3 separate regions of the Homo sapiens genome follow, and all the other regions are linked to region 2. Evidence: chromatin loops called from intact Hi-C (ENCODE). Cell type or tissue: mammary epithelial cell. All regions are shown on one strand. Each heading gives the region's core, and the rest is flanking DNA. Links, peaks and the distances in the headings are about the cores only.

What was found. Peaks named below come from ENCODE experiments on the same cell type or tissue, not always from the same donor. Only the 100,000 strongest peaks of a DNase experiment are listed, where the experiment ranks them.
Region 1: it touches region 2 in a loop (14-fold over the local background); 1 of 110 quality-filtered maps calls a loop at or near these places.
Region 3: a loop joins it to region 2, with 8 times the contacts of the local background. A loop is called at or near these places in 1 of 110 quality-filtered maps.

The regions. Positions count from the first base shown.
Region 1 is chr15:72,309,325-72,315,564 of GRCh38, reverse strand. The region is part of intron 2 of CELF6 (CUGBP Elav-like family member 6); the gene reads left to right. Among named protein-coding and RNA genes, the nearest start is that of CELF6, 7.7 kb to the left of the region's middle. In mammary epithelial cell, for the core only: a CTCF peak has its summit at 2,763 (motif pointing left); no DNase peak of the experiment used is centred there.
Region 2 is chr15:72,196,194-72,202,433 of GRCh38, reverse strand. It overlaps GRAMD2A (GRAM domain containing 2A), which reads left to right and starts at 4,647. Exons shown (of 12, transcript NM_001012642.3): 1 at 4,647-4,703. The coding sequence starts at 4,663. PKM (pyruvate kinase M1/2) reads left to right here. Exons shown (of 11, transcript NM_002654.6): 10 at 1,779-1,960; 11 at 2,678-3,405. The coding sequence ends at 2,784. RefSeq lists a silencer at 4,500-4,919 and an enhancer at 5,030-5,209. In mammary epithelial cell, for the core only: a CTCF peak has its summit at 2,556 (motif pointing left); DNase peaks (open chromatin) are centred at 2,563, 4,483, 4,863 and 5,213; H3K4me3 peaks cover 1,284 bases; H3K27ac peaks cover 1,208 bases.
Region 3 is chr15:72,583,036-72,589,275 of GRCh38, reverse strand. ARIH1 (ariadne RBR E3 ubiquitin protein ligase 1) reads right to left here. Exons shown (of 14, transcript NM_005744.5): 14 at 1-6,068. The coding sequence ends at 5,984. MIR630 (microRNA 630) reads right to left here and starts at 2,059; the gene lies at 1,963-2,059. In mammary epithelial cell, for the core only: a CTCF peak has its summit at 3,411 (motif pointing right); no DNase peak of the experiment used is centred there.

The DNA.
Region 1 (6,240 bases), core at 702-5,701, 110 kb before region 2:
TAAAATTATGGCTTTGGGTGTCTCTTGTCACTGGTGTGAGCATGTATGCAGATACATGGGGTAGAGGTTCTGCTGGACTGGTAGCCCATTTTCTCTAGTCCTAAGGTCCTTGCTGGAACTTCTCTCTAGTCCTTTTCCTGTAATGGTTATTTTTGGTGCCTTGACTCACTAAGATTGTCTTCCCTCCACACTGCAAACACTTGGCTAAAGTTAGGGGAGACCTGATTCTACAGGCAGCTTGGCTTGTAGGCACCAATGGTACCTGGTCTGGTCTTGGCTAATGGATAATCAGTCAACAAAAGGCAAGGTGGGACCTACTGACCATATGGCAGAATAAAGGGGTGATCGTTAGTAACTAGCATGGGTTTACCAAGAGCAAGTCATACTATACAGCCTTGTTTTCTCTTGTCCAAGAAGCGGTGTGTCTAGAACAGAGCACTGTTTAAATGCCATTCACAGGCCAAACTTGGGACTATGTCCAGTTCTAGGCCTCTCAAATTTAAGAGAGTCGTTTGTCTACAAGAAAGAGACGAGGATGAAGTAAAGACACAAGATATATTTGGAATAATAGTTTGGAAGAGTTGGGATGATTTAACTGGAGGAGATAGGGCTTAGAGGGACTTTAATAGGGAGGCATCATAAGCTAATAATTAAAAATACTGGTTTTTGAGGCCGAGTGCGGTGGCTCACGCCTGTAATCCTAGCACTTTGGGAGGACAAGGCGGGCAGATCACCTGAGGTCAGGAGTTCGAGACCAGCCTGGCCAACATGGTGAAACCCTGTCTCTACTAAAAATACAAAAATTAGCTAGACATGGTGGCAGATGCCTGTAGTCCCAGCTACTTGGAAGGCTGAGGCAAGAGAATCACTTGAACCTGGGAGGCAGAGGTTGCAGTGAGCCAAGATCATGCCACTGCACTCCAGCTTGGGCAACAAAGTGAGACTCAGTCTCAAAAAAAAAAAAAAAAAAAAAAACACTGGGTTTTGAGTCTCACAGACCTGGATTTGAATCCCAGCTCTGCCATTTATCAGTTCTGTGTCTCTGGGCACGTTACTTGGACTCCTGAGCTTCAGTCTCTTTAGATATGAGGAGTGGGTTATACTAACACCTAGCTCGCTTGGCTGTAGTGAGGATTACTTGAGGCTTAGCAAGTGCCTGGCACAGAGTAAGATCTCAATAAGTACTACTGTTGGGGTTGGGGTAACTACCTTCAGATTCTAGAAGAGGGGTTTGGTTTTCTATGAGTGATCCCAGAAGGCAAGATTCGGATCAGTTAATATAATAAGAAATAGGCACTGATTTCAGCTCAGTATAAAGAAGTCACTTCTCTGAATTGGAGCTACCAAGCAATGGAGCAAGCTTCGCCAAGAGCTAATCAAGCTGTTAATGGGGTGACAGCTCCTAGAACCAAGCACAGTAACTGAAGCACCTTTAGCCTCACTTTTGGGGACTAAGTGCCAAGTAACACCAATTTGTCACCATCACTGGTCCTCTGTATGCAAGCTCCTGAGTCAGAGAGACCTGGGTGTGGATCCAGGCCCACCACTCACTAGCTTTGTGACTTTGGGCAAGTCTTTACTGCTAAGCCTAAGTTTCCTCACCTGTAAAGTTAAACTCATAGGGTTGTTGTCGTGGTTAAATGAGCTAAGTCATTAAGTGAACTAAAGTACTCAATGCTGTTCTTGGCAGAAAATAAGCACTCGATATGAGTTAGCTGGTGGTAGTAGTGATAGTAACAGTAATAGTAACAGCAGCATTAGTAGGAGTAGGAGTAGAACTCATCATTCATCTAATCATGGGAGCAAATGACTTCTGCTTCTAGAACTGAGAGTCAATGAGACAAGCTGTAACATTCCATGTGGGAAACAGCATGGTAAAGGTGCAGACACAGAAGGAACAGGTGGGTGTGAAATGCGGCTGGCACTGTGGGGGAGGCCCACGTGAGCATGGAGGGAAGCTGGAGGGAAGATCTACAGAGGGCAGCAGTTGAAGATGAAACTTTGAATGCCAGGCTTTACCCTGAAAGGAAATGGGAGGTCCCCCCCAAAAAAATTAAGATAAACTTTGGGAGGAAAAAAATCTCTCCTCCACAAGACACAGGGCTCTGCCCAACTAATTTTTGTAATTTTAGTAGAGATGAGGTTTCACCATGTTGGCCAGGCTAGTCTTGAACTTCTGGCCTCAAGTGATCCACCCACCTTGGCTTCCCAAAATGCTGGGATTACAGGCATGAGCCACCGCACCAGGCCTAAATAAGGTATTGTTATTGGCATTCCCATTTTACAGGTGAGAAAACTAAGTCATAAGAATCAAGTGACTTGCCCAAGGTCATATAGTTAATAATGGGAAGATCTGGACTTTGGGCCCAGCTAATCTGGCCCTAGAACTCATTCACTTAACCACTGTACTGTGACCTGAGACAACCAGGTAGCAGACAGGGGTCTTAGGTTCTAGAGAGAATGGTGACTGGGGACATCTTCCCCCTCTCACTGTTTCATCTGCAGGTCTCCAACATGGCCTGGCTTCCTCTGATACTGTCAGGATTGGCTTTATTCACCCTCTCCAGCTTAACAAAGTGAAAATTAATATTTAATTATTCTCCTAAATGAAAATCAATGGCTGTGTTGGCCAGCCCCAGCAATGCCTGTGCCATCAATCTTTCCTCTGGGCCTGCCAGGGACAGCAGCAACTTTAGTCGCCTGGCCTTAGGCCCACCAGCATGGAGGAGGAGTGCCCAGCTCTCTGCTGCCATTGGGTCCTGAGCACAGCTGCCACCTGCTGGAGAAGCAGGGACAAGACTTTAATCTGAATTCCTGCTGGCATCAGGCAGGACTGTCACCATGGGACCAGAAAAGGCTAGGTCAGCCCCCAGAGAGAAAAGTCTGAAACCCTAGGGGGAATTTCATGGTTTGTTTTTTGTTTTTTGTGTTTTTTTGAGACACAGCCTCATTCTGTCACCCAGGCTGGAGTGCAGTGGTGCCATCTCAGCTCACTGCAACCTCCACCTCCAGGGTTCAAGTGATTCTCCTGCCTCAGCCTCCCAAGTAGCTGGGATTACAGGCACCCATCACCGCGCCAAGCTAATTTTTTTGTATTTTTAGTAGAGACAGGGTTTCACCATGTTGGTCAGGCTGGTTTTGAACTCCTGACTTCAAGTGATCTGCCCGCTTCAGCCTCTCAAAGTGCTAGGATTACAGGCGTGAGCCACCACTCCTGGCCAAGAATTTCATGGATTCTGATTGACTAAGACCTTCTTTTGCTTGGCTCCTCTCCATTTGTCCCCTGCCAATTTCTGTCCCCTATGAAAGCTTGCCTCCCTATTCGAGAACTCCTTCAAACCTTGGTTGGTCTGTCCCACCTGGCTCCCACCTCCTGCAGCCTCTTCCTGATGAAGCCAGAATTCCTTCTTTTAGCCTCACTTTATGCTCCAGAATCCACCTGAAGAGGGTGAGGCCTAGCCTCAGCCCCACTTACGAGATGCATAAGGTGCCTCCCTATTTGTTTATCTCCCTGTTCCTGACTTCCCTTTCTTTGGGAAGCCATCCCTTCAAACGCTGTGAAGAAGGCAGATGTTACTGAGTAGGGGAGTACATTTGCTTTTGCAAGTTGTGCCCTGCACAAAACAGCTTGGGTAGAGAGGGCAGATGGGGGCAAAAATCCAGCCATGCTCTATTGACTAAGTCATGCACATTATTTCAAGGCTTTGTCAGCCCAGAGGAAAGGGCACATTTTTTCTCATTCATCCCAGGGTTGGGGAGTGCCTTTTTATAATTTACAGAAAGGCACTGTATGTGCTAGCAACCACTTCATGAATGAGTCTGAGTCTTTGCCCTCAAGATGCTTCTTAAAAATGAGTCTCATTGGCCGGGTGCAGTGGCTCACGCCTGTAATCCCAGCACTTTGGGAGGCTGAGGCGGGCGGATCACGAGGTCAGGAGATTGAGACCATCCTGGCTAACACAGTGAAACCCCGTCTCTACTAAAAATACAAAAAATTAGCAGGGCGTGATGGCGAGCGCCTGTAGTCCCAGCTACTCGGGAGGCTGAGGCAGGAGAAAGGCGTGAACCTGGGAGGCGGAGCTTGCAGTGAGCCAAGATCGCATCGCTGCACTCCAGCCTGGGTGACAGAGCGAGACTCTGTCTCAAAAAAAAAAAAAAAGAAAAAAGGTGAGCCTCATTGCATCTCACTCAGGCATACATCTGGGCAAGTAAAAGAGAGACCAGAATTGGGGAGGGAGTCCCAGAGTCAAACCGTAAAGGAAAAGGCCGGGTGCGGTGGTTCACACTTGTAATCCCAGCGCTTTGGGAGGCTGAGGCGGGCGGATCACTTGAGGTCAGGAGTTTGAGACCAGCCTGGCCAACATGGTGAAACCCCGTCTCTACTAAAAATACAAAAATACAAAATAAAAATAAATAAATAAATAAAGGAATAAAGAAAAGAATAAAAAGAAATGGGGAGGGAGTAGATGCTTTGCAGAGATGTTATCTGAGCTGAATCATGATCATATTTTATCATATTTGAGGATCTAGAAACCTAAAAGACAAGAAAATTTGGGGACAGTGTGAACACTGGCAGGGAAGGTGTCTAGCAAAGATAGCTAAGGCTCCACATGAGTAGAGAGAATCGTGCATGTTGGGCAGCAGTGGAAGAAAGACTCACAAGTTTTGACAGCTAGTCTTAGAATCTTGGGCTTTAACAGGAGGCTTGCAATGGGGGAACAGAGGTGGATTTTAAGCAGAGAAGAGTAAGAGACTAGGTTCAAAAGATTACTCTGGGCCAGACATAGTGGCTCATGCCTGTAATCCCAGCACTTTGGGAGGCTGAGACTGGAGGATCGCTGAGCCCAGAAGTTTGAGACCAGCCTGGACAACATAGTGAGACCCCGTCTCTACAAAAGTTTTTTAAAAATTAGCCAGGTGTGGTGGTGTGCCCCTGTAGTCCCAGCTACTTGGGAGGCTGAGGTGGGAGGGTTGCTTGAGCCCTGGAGGTCGACGCTGTCTCAAAAAAAAAAAAAAAAGATTACTCTGGCTATGGTGTGAAGAAGGTTGGGTTGGAAAGGAAGCAACACTGCAGGCTGGATGACCCTTTAGTGCAGTGTTGCTTGAGTGTGGATGAATGGTGATGCTGGCCTAGAGCTGGAGATAGGCCAGGAAAGGAGATAAGAGGTTAGATTTCAGAGCTGTTTAGGATATCCATATAGATTCTAGAACCAATGGGACTTGACAGTGGGTTGAATTAGAGGAGGGGGGTGAGGTAAAACAAAGTACTAAAAATTAGAAAGTTTGGTTTTTTTCTGTCCCACTCTGCCCTGCACCTCCTGACACCTTTCCCAGACCTACCAGTGTTCCCTTCCTCAAGAAGGTTCTGATAAACTCTTCCCATGGAATGGGGAGTGCTGAGGGTGTGAGTGCTCAGTGAAAAGAATAGTTGGCATCAGGGCAGAAGAATCTGAAAAGGGCAATGCTGAGCCCAAAGGGAGGAATTTTAGACAAATCAGGGCAGAGAGTTAGGTAGGGTTTTGCTCTCCCTTCTGCTCACTGGGGCAGAAGGTCCAGGGCCCTGTGCGTGTCTGTGCGGCCTCTGACCTTTCCCACTCCATTGCCTGGAATAGGTTGTTCTCTCTGACATTCTATCCCTTGAATTCCCCTCCAGGGCTGGGCTCTGAAGCAGACATGGGCCTGGACTCCACCTGGGAAATTCTTAAGGGAACAGGTGCTCAGCCAGGGCAAGAGCTCACCTGAAGTCCCAGGACAAGTTTTTGGCCTGGGAGGCAATGTCCTCTTTTCCTCAAGGGGGACTCCTGATTACGTCCTGATTATCCCACTGCCATGTCCCTCCTCTGCCCATGGCAGGAACAAGATATATATAATAGGTTGCCCAGGAAGCTCATGGGGGCAGCTCTCTTTCTCCTCCAGCCACACATAACATGCCTAAATCCCAGGTGTCCTCCATCACCACTGCTCTGTGGGGACTGAAGGCTCAGAGCCCTGCTCTCCCCAACTCTGTTCTTACTCTCTTGGGTTCCTCCCCTGGGGACTTCCTTGTACCCCCAAACTCCCAAACTCCCACCTTCCCCAACTCCCAAGCGATGAACCTGAGGCTCAGCCAATATGCCCTCCTCTTCCCGGGTCCACATATCCAATAGAACTATAGCCCAGTTAATTCTTCCTACACATCTGTTAAATCTGTTCATTTCTTTCTATCCAGGTCACATTCACCTCTCACCTGTGCCACTGATC
Region 2 (6,240 bases), core at 590-5,589:
CCTGGAATGCCCTGCTCAGTGGTACCTCACCTTGGGGGTCCTGGGAGCAGTCCATTGAACAATGCTCAGGTGGCACTGAGCCAAGGTAAGACCCCTCTGCCTGCCACCTTGGGCCTGCAGGGAAGGATTGAGCAGAGCCCCTTCCCTGGGCCCAAAGGACTCTAGGTAGCACTCATAAGGAATGTCAGAACATTTGGATCAAAAGCAAATTTATGCTGGAGATTTATTACATAACAGTGCACAGGCTGACTACAAATGGTTATTTGATATTGAAAATTTAGTCCTCTAAAATTGTAAAAGATAACCACTTTTGCTTATTCCAGTTACTATGTGCTCTTTAAAAATTTCAGTTGGGAAATGAATTTATTTAAATGCTGTTTACTGTGCCTCCATTTGGCACACTAGTCCCTGCTGTTTTTGAGCCCTAAAGACAAATTGGGTTCCAGCTCAGGAGAGGTTGCTGTGCTATCTTGGCTGACATTCTGTGGGGCCTGGCAGCCAGGCTGAGGACTGTGTGGCCTATGCTGGGCCTCCAACTTGGGATCCCTTCCTTGGCCCAGGACATTGAGTTAATGTCCTTCACTCTCCTAGTTAGGGAGTATGCTCCTTGTCCCTGTCCACAGGGCAGCAAGGGTTTCCTGGAAGAGGGGAGCAAACAGGCAGTGCCCATGCACTGAGGAGCAGCAGATGGGCGTGGGCAGCCCAGAGAACCAGGACACAAGCTCTGTGCAGATGCCCTCAGCAGAGGGCTCCAGCCTCCCACTCTTGGCTGAACAGCTCCAACCCGTAGGGTTGACCTTTCTTAAAAGGTCCAGTTCTTGCTGTTTGGCTATTTTAAGCTCTAGTCTTCTGGGGTTTCACTCAGCTGGTCCTGGCTTCAGCAATTGCTTCCCTCTGAAGGCCTTGCATAGAGGCCAAGCGTGAAGTGCAGGGACTTCTCTGCTGTGATGTGGCTTAAGTTTCCCTGACACCTGTTGAGTGTCCTCATAACTTCCCTTCTGGTGCCCCTCCCCAGCTCCTGAGACACAGCTGCAGCTACAAGTGTGCAGTGTCAGTGTTCAAGAAAGTGCCTGGCAGAGGGGCTTTAGAAGGGTCCCCTGCCTTCCAAAGGAGCTTTGGCAGGCAGAGCTGCTCCTGCAGCAACACTCCCATTTCCTGTTCTTGCCTGCTGAGTAGCACCTAGATTTCTAAGCCTCATCTAGATACTCAGATTTGATTCTGGGCCTTTATAGCCCAGTTGCTGGGACTGTTTCAGGAGCTAGGGGCCATGTGGGGCAGGGAGAGGGCACAAAAGTAGAGAAGCCTGATGTTGATTCCCAGGGGGCTGGTCAGCTCTGCTACTGCTCCTTGCAGATGTCAAGAGTCAGGTGCTAGTCACGTGCTGCTTGGCTTGTCACTGTCATTGGCAGCGAGAGGAATGGGTGCTGGTGACATTGGGCCAGGGCTGCCTCTCTGTGTCAGAGTTCAGGGTGTAGGAGGGGTTCTGCCAACCATGGGCTGTGTGGGGTAAGTGGGTGAGGCTGATCTTGCTGGGTCAAGGTGATCCTGAGCCCTTGGCCTGTGGAATGGGGGTAGAGGGCAAATGGTAACCTAGCATGCTGTGGGGGATATAGGATGAGGGGCTGCCCGAGCCTCGGGAGGGGTCCTAGGGAGCAGATGTTGAAGAGGCCAGAGCCCTCAGTGAGCTGGATGAGAGGGTGAGCTGTTTGAACGCCCTGAGGGTACTTCCTGGGGCCTCGTGTAATGGTCTCTTCTGTATGTCCCCCATCCCATCTCAGGTCTGCTCACCAGGTGGCCAGATACCGCCCACGTGCCCCCATCATTGCTGTGACCCGGAATCCCCAGACAGCTCGTCAGGCCCACCTGTACCGTGGCATCTTCCCTGTGCTGTGCAAGGACCCAGTCCAGGAGGCCTGGGCTGAGGACGTGGACCTCCGGGTGAACTTTGCCATGAATGTTGGTACGTGGCTGGAGCAGGGGCTAGAGCCTAGAGGAGCTTGGGGATGCTTGAGCATTGGCTTCTGTGGGACCCCGAAAGTTTGGGGAATAGAAAGGGGAACACACAGACCTTAGTGGGGCAAAAGGCCCAGCGACTGTTCCTCTCCCTTATTGGGAATGTTCATTCTGAATCTCTCATTCTCCGAAGTCCTAAGCTGAGCCAGGAGGGAAAAGGGTCCTTTGAGTTGTAGGGCTGAGCAATTCAGTTCCTCTTCTCTTCTAGTCTGGGGCTCAAAGCAAAATTGTCCATTTTTTGGCATCTGCTCATTACTGAGAGTTTTTTTTGTTTTTTGTTTTTTTTTTAAATAAAATTGGCCACAGCTCCTGTGCTGTGGGGTGGCATACACAGATTACGTACTGATGTGGCCATTGTCCCTGTATAAGGTAGGGTATCATCAGATGACAGGAAGCAGCTAGCTCTGACCCTGGGCAAGGCTTTGCACCCTCTCCAGGATAGTGAATGATGTCCAAAGGTCCCTGCCAACCCTGCCATCTGAGTGATAAGGACATTTCAGGGCCTTCCTCCTGTTTGCCTGGGCTGTGAGTTTGGTGCCACCTTGTGGTGTGAGGAAGTAGTGGTCAGCCAGCCTAGTTCAGTACTCAGGCTATGGGGCAGCTGCCCAGGTGCAAACCTGCCTGGCTTGGCTTTTACTCACCAACCTCCCTTCTCTTCCTCCAGGCAAGGCCCGAGGCTTCTTCAAGAAGGGAGATGTGGTCATTGTGCTGACCGGATGGCGCCCTGGCTCCGGCTTCACCAACACCATGCGTGTTGTTCCTGTGCCGTGATGGACCCCAGAGCCCCTCCTCCAGCCCCTGTCCCACCCCCTTCCCCCAGCCCATCCATTAGGCCAGCAACGCTTGTAGAACTCACTCTGGGCTGTAACGTGGCACTGGTAGGTTGGGACACCAGGGAAGAAGATCAACGCCTCACTGAAACATGGCTGTGTTTGCAGCCTGCTCTAGTGGGACAGCCCAGAGCCTGGCTGCCCATCATGTGGCCCCACCCAATCAAGGGAAGAAGGAGGAATGCTGGACTGGAGGCCCCTGGAGCCAGATGGCAAGAGGGTGACAGCTTCCTTTCCTGTGTGTACTCTGTCCAGTTCCTTTAGAAAAAATGGATGCCCAGAGGACTCCCAACCCTGGCTTGGGGTCAAGAAACAGCCAGCAAGAGTTAGGGGCCTTAGGGCACTGGGCTGTTGTTCCATTGAAGCCGACTCTGGCCCTGGCCCTTACTTGCTTCTCTAGCTCTCTAGGCCTCTCCAGTTTGCACCTGTCCCCACCCTCCACTCAGCTGTCCTGCAGCAAACACTCCACCCTCCACCTTCCATTTTCCCCCACTACTGCAGCACCTCCAGGCCTGTTGCTATAGAGCCTACCTGTATGTCAATAAACAACAGCTGAAGCACCTGTTTCCTCTCTTTTCTGCTGGGGAGGGGGAGGTGGTTGAACCCTGCCCTCTGAGCAGGCTGGGAATGGCTGCAGCCTCGTGCCCCGCAGTGGGAGCTATGGTGGTGTCACCTGCCATCCTGCCCACCTCCTGGTGCAGAGGCGCTGGGAAAGCAGTAGCTTACTATCTTAGGGTTACAGGTTGCCCCCTTCAGTGCTGCGGGGAGACTTTAATGGCTTACGTGAACCGAAGATGGGAAAGAGCAGGGACAAGGCCTCCCTCCCACTCTGGTAGATAAACCCAAATTGCAAAGTGGCCTTGGCCATGGTTCTTCCACTTTGGTCTTCCTGCATTAGCGTATCCCTTATGGGGGCTGTAGGAGGAGTCAGCTCTGGGCGCCTGAGACTGGGTTTGGCTCCCAGGTCCTCAGTTGTGGACCTAGGCTCCCCTTGGGACCCCTCCTGTTTGCTGGTGCCCTCCCACCATGATGCTGTAGTGCCAAAGGGCTGGGGGAGAGAGTTGGGAATGGGACCAAATCTGGCCTGCGCTTTTCCTCTCCCCTGACCACACTCCCAAGGACCAAGTGTCCTGGTGGGGATGGAAGAGGAAAGGGCCTGCAGGCCAGGCAAAAGCTCATTGTCACACTGAGCGCACGTGCCTCTGCTTCCCTGCCTTTGATTTGTGTCCACCTTCAGCCCCTTTGCAGACTCCTCCAAAAGTGTATTTCCTTGGAGAAACTGCAATGTTAACTCCGGCAAAAGTGCGTGGGAGCATCCTGGCTCCCGGGTTCGTGGTGGTGACTTGGCTGTCAGACCATGGTGTTCAATATCCCCTTTGGTGTTCCCCACTGACGGTAAAATTGAAACTTATCCGGAGCTCTATGTTGGGAAGGGTTAGGTTGGAGAGGGGCCGGAATTGGTTCCTGCAGAGGGACCCAAGCCGCAAGACTAGGACGACAGAAGCGTCCAGAGGGGACACAATACCCTCGACGTGAGGGACAGGAGGTGCCGCGCCAGGCCCTGGCCTCCGGGACCTCCCAGTCCGGGGAACCGAGCGCTAGGATCTGCTCAGAGCTTGGAGCCCCACCTGGGGAAGGTGGGGAAGGAGAGAAGCTGGGGAAGCTGGGGAATGAGGGGGAGGAACGGCCAATGGGCTGTGCCCGGCCCGCGCGACCCGCCAATGGGCGGGCGGGCGGGGCGGGCTCTCGACGGGGCGGGCGGGGTCCGGCGGGCGCTGGGTCCCGGCGCGCGGTCGGGGCGCTGGGTGCAGGCGCCGGGATGACCGCTTTAAGCCGGAGCGAGGCCACCGAGGAGGGCGGGTAAGGGGTTGCGGCCCGGGGGCCGGTCTCGGGGGTTCCGGAGGCCGCCGCGAGGGGCTGCTGCCGCGCGGGGCAGGACGGCTCCTGGGGCCGCGGCAACTCGGCGCGTTCTGCCCACGGGGCAGGCACTTCCCGGCCGCCGGAATGCGGGCTCCGGGCCAGAGCTGCACCGCGCGCCCAGGCGTCTCCCGGGGCCCGCGAGGTGTTCGCACTAGGACCGGGTGTCTTGGCTGAGTCTGCTGCGACCTGGGGGATGAGGGACGGTCCCGGCAGCATCGGGGCAAGGAAGGGCACCCTCCTCGGGACGCCCCGCATGGCCCATCTCCGCCTCGCCACTCTGTTCATCCTTTCATTTATTCATTCATCATTCGTTGCCCGCGGTATCGACTCCCAGTCCTAATTGCCCCCGACCCAAAGGTTGGATTTCCCTGCGTCCCCTGGAGGGCCAGACTGTTTCCTCTCGCCGCCGAATCCGTATTGTAGCGGCCCGCGGCTGCGGGGAGGCAGCTCGGAGCTGTCTCAGCACGACGCGGCCTCCCCCGGGCGCCAGGCCCATCCCGGTCGGGCGGGCTGGGGCCGGTCTCCCGGCCTCGAGACCTGGTCCAAAGTCGCCCTGGGAGAAAGGGATAAGGAGGCAGGGCAGACAGGAGCTGGCGCTGCACGTAACATCCAGAATTGTGGTTTCTGCTGCTTGAGGTCTTAGGGTCCTGGGAGTGACATTGTTTGGGGGAACCTGTCAATTCCTGCCCCGGTCCAGGTTCCAAGCCGCACAGCCTAAGGTCGGGTACAGCCTGGCATCCTCGGCCAGCTAGCACTGGGGCAGGTAGGATGAATGTGTGAGCCTTGTGTCCAAATCAGCCCGAGACACACAGGGATGTGGACCCCAGCGGGACTCCCTCTGCCTTATACTCAGAGGGACTGGTGGGGCTCCACCCCGCTGTCGTCTGTGTCTCTGCTCTGCTTGCCGCCCCACTCACTATGCTTGATTGTTTAAAGGTGCCCCTCCTTGCAGGGGCCAGGCTCCTAGGGAACGAGAGAGGGTACCCTCGCAACCTGATGTCTTCACCCCATGTCCACCTGTAGCCGGCTCTAAAGTCTGGCTCCTTTCAGAGCAAAGACTTATGGCCTTGCTGGGAGAGGTAGAATAGAGGGTGTCTATCCCATTCTTCAGTGAGGAGTCAGTATGCCCCTCCTTCTTTTTTCTTTTTTTTTTTTCTGAGACAGTTTCACTCTGTCACCCAGGCTGGAGTGCCGTGGTGGGATCTTGGCTCACTGCAACCTCTGCCTCCCAGGTTCAAGTGATCCTCCTGCCTCAGCCTCCCGAGTAGCTGGGATTACAGGTGCCCACCACCACGCCCAGCTAATTTTTGTATTTTTAGTAGAGATGGGGTTTCACCATGTTGGCCAGGCTGGTCTTGAACTCCTGACCTCAGGTGATCCACCCACCTCAGCCTCCCAAAGTGCTAGCATTACAGGGACTACAGGTGTGAGCCACGTGCCTGGCCCCCTCCATAGTCTTCTGATCAGGCTGGCTGGA
Region 3 (6,240 bases), core at 739-5,738, 390 kb before region 2:
TGAACATATGGAATCAGACAAGCATGGCCCTGTTATACACTCAATGTGTAACTTTTGAGTAAGTTAGTAGTATATGAGTGTCTTTCCTCATAAAAATAGGGTAACAATGCCCATTTTGCTTTAGGGCTGCTTGGAAGATACAGACAAAAGTAAGGCATCTGGCAAAAAGCACTCAACAAATTACAGTTCCTATTAGTATTCCCATTTTACAAAAGGGAAATCTATGGCTGAGAAATACCAATATTCTTACTACTATACCACACTTGAAATAAAAATACAAGATTATCAAAAGAATGATAGACATGAGAAACTTGTAAACTCTTAAGTGCTCGTGGAATTGTGCAGACTTGACGCAACTAGCTTTAATGACAGTTTTGCTTATAACCACTCAACTTCCTTTGCTCAGACTCTGTATTATTTTCCCTAGATAGATTTCTCCCCCTTGGTAAGAGAATGTACTGCCAATCAACATGGCTGCTTGTCAGTTCTACTTCTTGGTAAGACTTTTAGTTTTGTGATTTTCTCCAAGGTGGACCACTTACCAGAAAACCAACAAAAAACCAAATTGGGCACTGCACACCAGACCCTTGGGAGGCACCATTCCACAAAACCCACTCAACTAGGGCCTCCAGTGAGGCCCTATTCTGAGCCAGTCAATTTGCCTTGAATCATTTTGTCCCTTATGATCTGGAGTTGCTCGCCTATATTCTCTTTTTGCAACTATAGAAGGCAGTCTAGATCAAGGATCTCAACCTAGTCTGCATGTGAGAATCACCGGCTGGAATTAGGGGTGAGAATGCGTAAAGGGCTTTACAAAAATTACTGATGCCTACCCAAAGCAATTAAATCATAATCTCCATAAAGTAACACTCAGGCACTAATATTTTTTAAAGCTTCTCAGTGATTCCAATTCGCAGTCAAGTTTAAGTATCACTGGTCTAGGTAATGCCAGATGGACAGTGGCATTGTTGCAAGCCAAGACTAGTAGAAGCTGGGAAAAAAAAACTGCCCATGGCCGGGTTTTCTTTGGCCCACATTTAATTAAGAGAATTCACATGAAGTCTGGATTTCACAGGCTCCTCTCAGAGCCCATCTACTCCAGGGTACTCTATTTCTAAAATATTTACTTGGCTCTTGTTGACATTTCAGTTTGAGACTCCTGGATTACTTGAGACCCCTGAATTACTATGGTAATAAGGTTGTTGTGGTATTGATAGAGCTGCTACATATCAATGTGTGACTGATATACAAACTTTAACTGGCTCCTACCCTGAAAATAGTCCTAAATAAGCATATCTGTGGCCCTAAATGATAGCCTGAAAACTGCTTTTCGCACATAACTCATATTATTTTTTCCCATCCTAAATGCTACCGCCTAGAGAAAGGTCAACAATAGTTGCCTTAAAAATTGGACTCAACTCCACACAAAAGCAAAAACTAAAAACCTAAAAGTTGTCTGTTTACTCCCCTGGTAGGCACTATTTGATTGATATCCAACTGAGTATTTCTGAGTTGGCTATTTGATCTTGGGTAACTACAGAAGCAAAATCCCTAAAATAAACCAGATATAACCAACTTTATCCCCAAAGATATATGAAAAATCTGAGGGGCCCACTTATCTTCCTGTTTCTGAAGGAGCCAAAATTTTCTCATAAAACTCACTGCTTATCATCTTTTTAAAGCCTCAAAGGCTGAGATCCAATGGATATGGGATGTTCTGTGCATCCTGTAACAATTTCCTGCAGACTATCCAAAATTCTTTACAATGGAAATTCATTTGAATAACTAAACCAACAACTGCAAATTACTTGGGTACTATTAAGCAAATCATACTAAACCACTTATTCTCAACTACTGTGTTGCAAACTGCAACAAATGAAAGATCAGAGATAGTATAGAGCAACCTCTAACAGTAGCAGTGATAGGCATTTATAATAGTCTTTAATGTGGTTTAAAAGTACAATATAGTTAAGAACTACCTTCCCTGGTACAGAATACTAGGTCATTCTGTGACCAGAATAACAAAATATGATACAAAGAGGTAGCATGATGTTAAGTTTCAGGTAGAAGGAAATGAAAAATTGAGGGAGTTATTTAACCTCAGTGAGCCTTATCTTCCTCCTTTATAAAAAATGGCAATTTCTTCTCCACTTGTTTTAGACAGTAAGTTGAAGTGCTTTGAAGAGGAAAAGTGATAAACTCCCATAATTACAGATCCAAATAAGAGTAAATTAAATTGTCCTAAAACCTGGACTTGGCCAGAGTATCAATGACAAACGATCTTCAACTTTGGGACCTTCTTTAAGAAAACTCTCCCTTCATCCCTATATAACAGTATCAGCTTTAAGAGTGAGCTAAAATGAAAGTAATGTAAAGGAGTTTTGAGGTTAGCTAAGAATGACTTTTAAAGTATTTTCTTTAAAAAAAGTGGCATTCAAAGAGCTATTGAACATTTTTGTATCACTGTTACAACACAAACAATTTAAATTCAATATCTGAGATGCAGAAATTGGAAATCTTTCAGAAAATGCTCTGAAAGCTTCATTAACCAAGTTAAATGTTGGGGGAATGGGCTCATTCACAGTTCCCTGCAAAGAAACAACCAATTTTTGACATTTTATATTAAGTGGGAACAGTGAATAAGGCACATAATACGGGTGGCTATTAGCCACCTTTAGTCATTTTTTAACTATAAAAATAAACATAAGTAACTAATGGAATAACAAAATAAAAGTTTATTTTATTAGAATTAGGAATGTTCTTTCCCTCTGGGCAACCTGAACAGTCCAGTTACAATGAAATCTAAGAACAGTTATTTCCACAGCATAGGGTGCTCTATGCACAAAATTACAGGGTTAGGAGCATTTAATCAATTTACCATTCTGATTGTCTCACCAACCCACCCCATCCCATCCCCCAAGTGCTCTATTACCGGGGTTTGTAGCTAAAATAATTTGTTACATTAACTCCTTTTCCCTCTTCTACTAAATTTCAGTTCCTAATCATGGTTGAACCACTTTATTACACAGCAGATTCAACCATTTCAAATGAAGTCAGCCAGTCTTGGATCTGTTGTATATGGGTGTATGTATACACGTGTATCTAACATATTTATTTAAACACACATAAAACACATACAATCTGGGTTGTGGAAAATTACAGATAATTTAGTCTGATATTATATGCTACTCAATTTTACCACTGTGGTTTGTGTCCTGAGCTTTGGATCAAAATTTTATTTTAAATCACTGAAAGTCCATCTGCTGCTGAATGAATTGTTCAAATGAAGCATGCACTTTTCAAAAGACAATGAAACTGACCTCAAGACATGGAGACCTTGGTGCTTACTGTGAATAGATCCCTCAGATAAGACTTCTGTAGGTGAAACAGGGAAGCTGTCATGGCTTGCCTATCCCAGCTGGGGGCACTGAATCTACTAATAACACAAGCAATTCACTCTGGGAATTCTGTCAAATATGGTGGTATCTGTTAAAAGCTTGGAAGTAGAAAAGGGCCAGTTCATCTTGATCATACAAATTAGGGAATGCACCCACAACTGCAATACCCTCAGGCAGTATGCCAACATTGAAATAGAAAGCATCTCTAAAAAGCACTGTTCCTCCATGGGTGAAGACTGGTATTAGGAAGTGCACACACAATTTTTGGGTATTTGTTGCAACAGGAACACGTGGATTTATGACACTCAAACCTAGACACTGCAAAGTTAACTGGTAAGATTTTTTTTTTTTAAACACCACACATACACAAAGCATTTTAAAGGAGCCACATATATCTATATAGCAACTCTGACTGCTTTTCAAAGTTACCAGGGAAAGGAACTTATTCAGGCTTTCTTTAAAAAAACTCCTTAGTTTTAATGTATATCTTTTTAAGATTGATGCTGTCATTTGAAGTAAAATAATGTCATATGGATAATGGGGGAAGAGGGGAGAGAGACGAGAAAATGGAAGAAGCAGACACTGAGTTCAGATTTGCACCTGAGGTGGCAAGGGAGGAAAGGAGAAAAGGTACAGGTAAAGTTGATCCTAAAGCGACAAGTGGTTTAAGGAAGCAGCATTTATACTCAGCAAACATTCACTGATTTTTGATGGGAAAAGAACAGTTGCCAGTAAATCTCCTGTAACAACCTTTTCTAAAAGGAAAAGTAGGGTTGATTCAGCAAAGCCTAACTTAGGCAAAAGGCCAGAGGAAAGTGAACCTACTTCCCAATGGAGTAATAGGATGTACAGTGTAAGAGCAGACAAAGCTGCCTCACAAATGGTAAACACTCCCTAGGCAAAAGACATTTAAAGGAAGACGAAGAGGTCCTCAGCCTCAACTGGTATTTCATATTTAGACCTCTTAATCTAGTTGCCTAGTTCACTCTGCACTCCTGTATAAAACTGACAGATTTACAGATGCTGACCTATTGAAAAATACCACAGCCAGAATGGCCTAAACAGGTATATAGTTAATACAACCACCACCATCCTTTACTTTTAACATAGCTCTTAGTAGGAATTTCATAAAAATGGACATCACAGCTAAAATGCATTATTAATTCTCCTATCTGCTGACAATAAAAAAGCAGCAAACTCAGTGATTTCTATTTAAATGCACTAGATGGGAATATCATGTTCTAGGGGTGTTTGCCTTCAAACCAAACCCACAGCAACACACACAAGCAATTTCGGTATCCACCATTTTAAATTCACAATCTGAGACTAAATGAATGGCTATTTATATTTAAAGCAAAACATTCTCTTTGACACCCTAATGTAGAGAAGGGGTGAGCAGACGAGCCATAACTAAAATCTGAAAAGCAGCAATTAAGGGAAAACCAAAAAGTAAAAGAAATTTTAAAATGCTTCCACTGGATGCGACAGGGGACTTAAGAATGCCTACAGCTGTGTGCATAACATGGGCACACAAAGGCTTGGGTAGAGGCATGATGCCATGGAGGGGGATTAGGTTGGGACAGGTTAATTCATGAGCTGTAGCAACAAAACTCCCTGCTGTACCCCTTAATCAGGTCATGGCATTAGTCAGAGCTTGACCTCCCTTGTCCCTGATCAAGAGCAGGAATTCAAGGCATGAGGCCCATGGCCGGCAACAGACATACCAACACCAGAAAGGGCAAAATAACCTCAGGAAAGTGAAAGAGCTCTAGATAGGTCTTCCAGAGGTGCTAAACCGACACACCTTTATCCCAACCCCAACCCGGGAAAGATAAGCAAACTGAAAGAAAATGCACAGCAAATAGACATAATCTTGAAGATTTTTAAAGAATAAATATTTTTTTGTAATTAAACATTATGCAAACACGTGCCACGCTTGCTTTGTCCATGCATATGCGCTATATACAATTTTGAAAAATACTGTGTTGTCCTCTTGTTTTAAAAGTCATATACAAAGTTTTTATGTTTTTCGTTTGTTGAATCCTCTTGCTGCCTACCCCTTTCCCCATCCCAAGATTTTCTTTACAAGGAACTAAGCATCATTCACTCATGACCTTGGGGTATGAGAGAAAGAGAGTCAGTCTGTGTGTGGGTGTATCTGTATGTGTAGGGGAGGAAGGGGAAGAGGTCCTTTACCAAAGTACAACAAAATGGCTGGTTTGAACATGAAAAGCAGTGTCAAGGAGCTGTTTGAAATTTTAACTGTACTACACTCAGGAAAAGGAAAAAGAAAAAAAAGGAGTCAGCTTTGAGAATGAAGCTACGTTACAAGTTAAAGTTGGAGGGCTTTTAGTGTGTCTGTCACACTTTTGTTGGTGGCCTAGAATACTGTTGTACAATGGTTTATCTACCTTTTTATTACAATATAATTTACTTAAACTTTCCATTAACAAAACAATTCTGGTACTACAGACCAGTGGTGTCAGAATAGGCTTAGTGCCTCCTTGTTTGTGTTTGTTTTGTTTTAATTGCATGAGCACTCTAGATGGTAAAGTTTTCAGAGTTCATTTTATGCAGGGCCATTCTCAGTCCTCAATGTACTCCCACAGATCTTTTTCATAGCCTTCATGCACATGCTGTAACAAAACCCTTCGTCGACTCTCACAGTATCTGTAATCAAAGAGAAAAAAAAAAAAACTTGTTGTCAGCCTCTAATAATAAAAAAAGAGGCATTTACTTATTTTTAAGGCATCCCTATAGTTTATCCAGACTCGGAACCAAGCACCTATTTTTTATTTTAATAGGCACATGTTCAGGTCTAGATGTACAGACACATCAAACT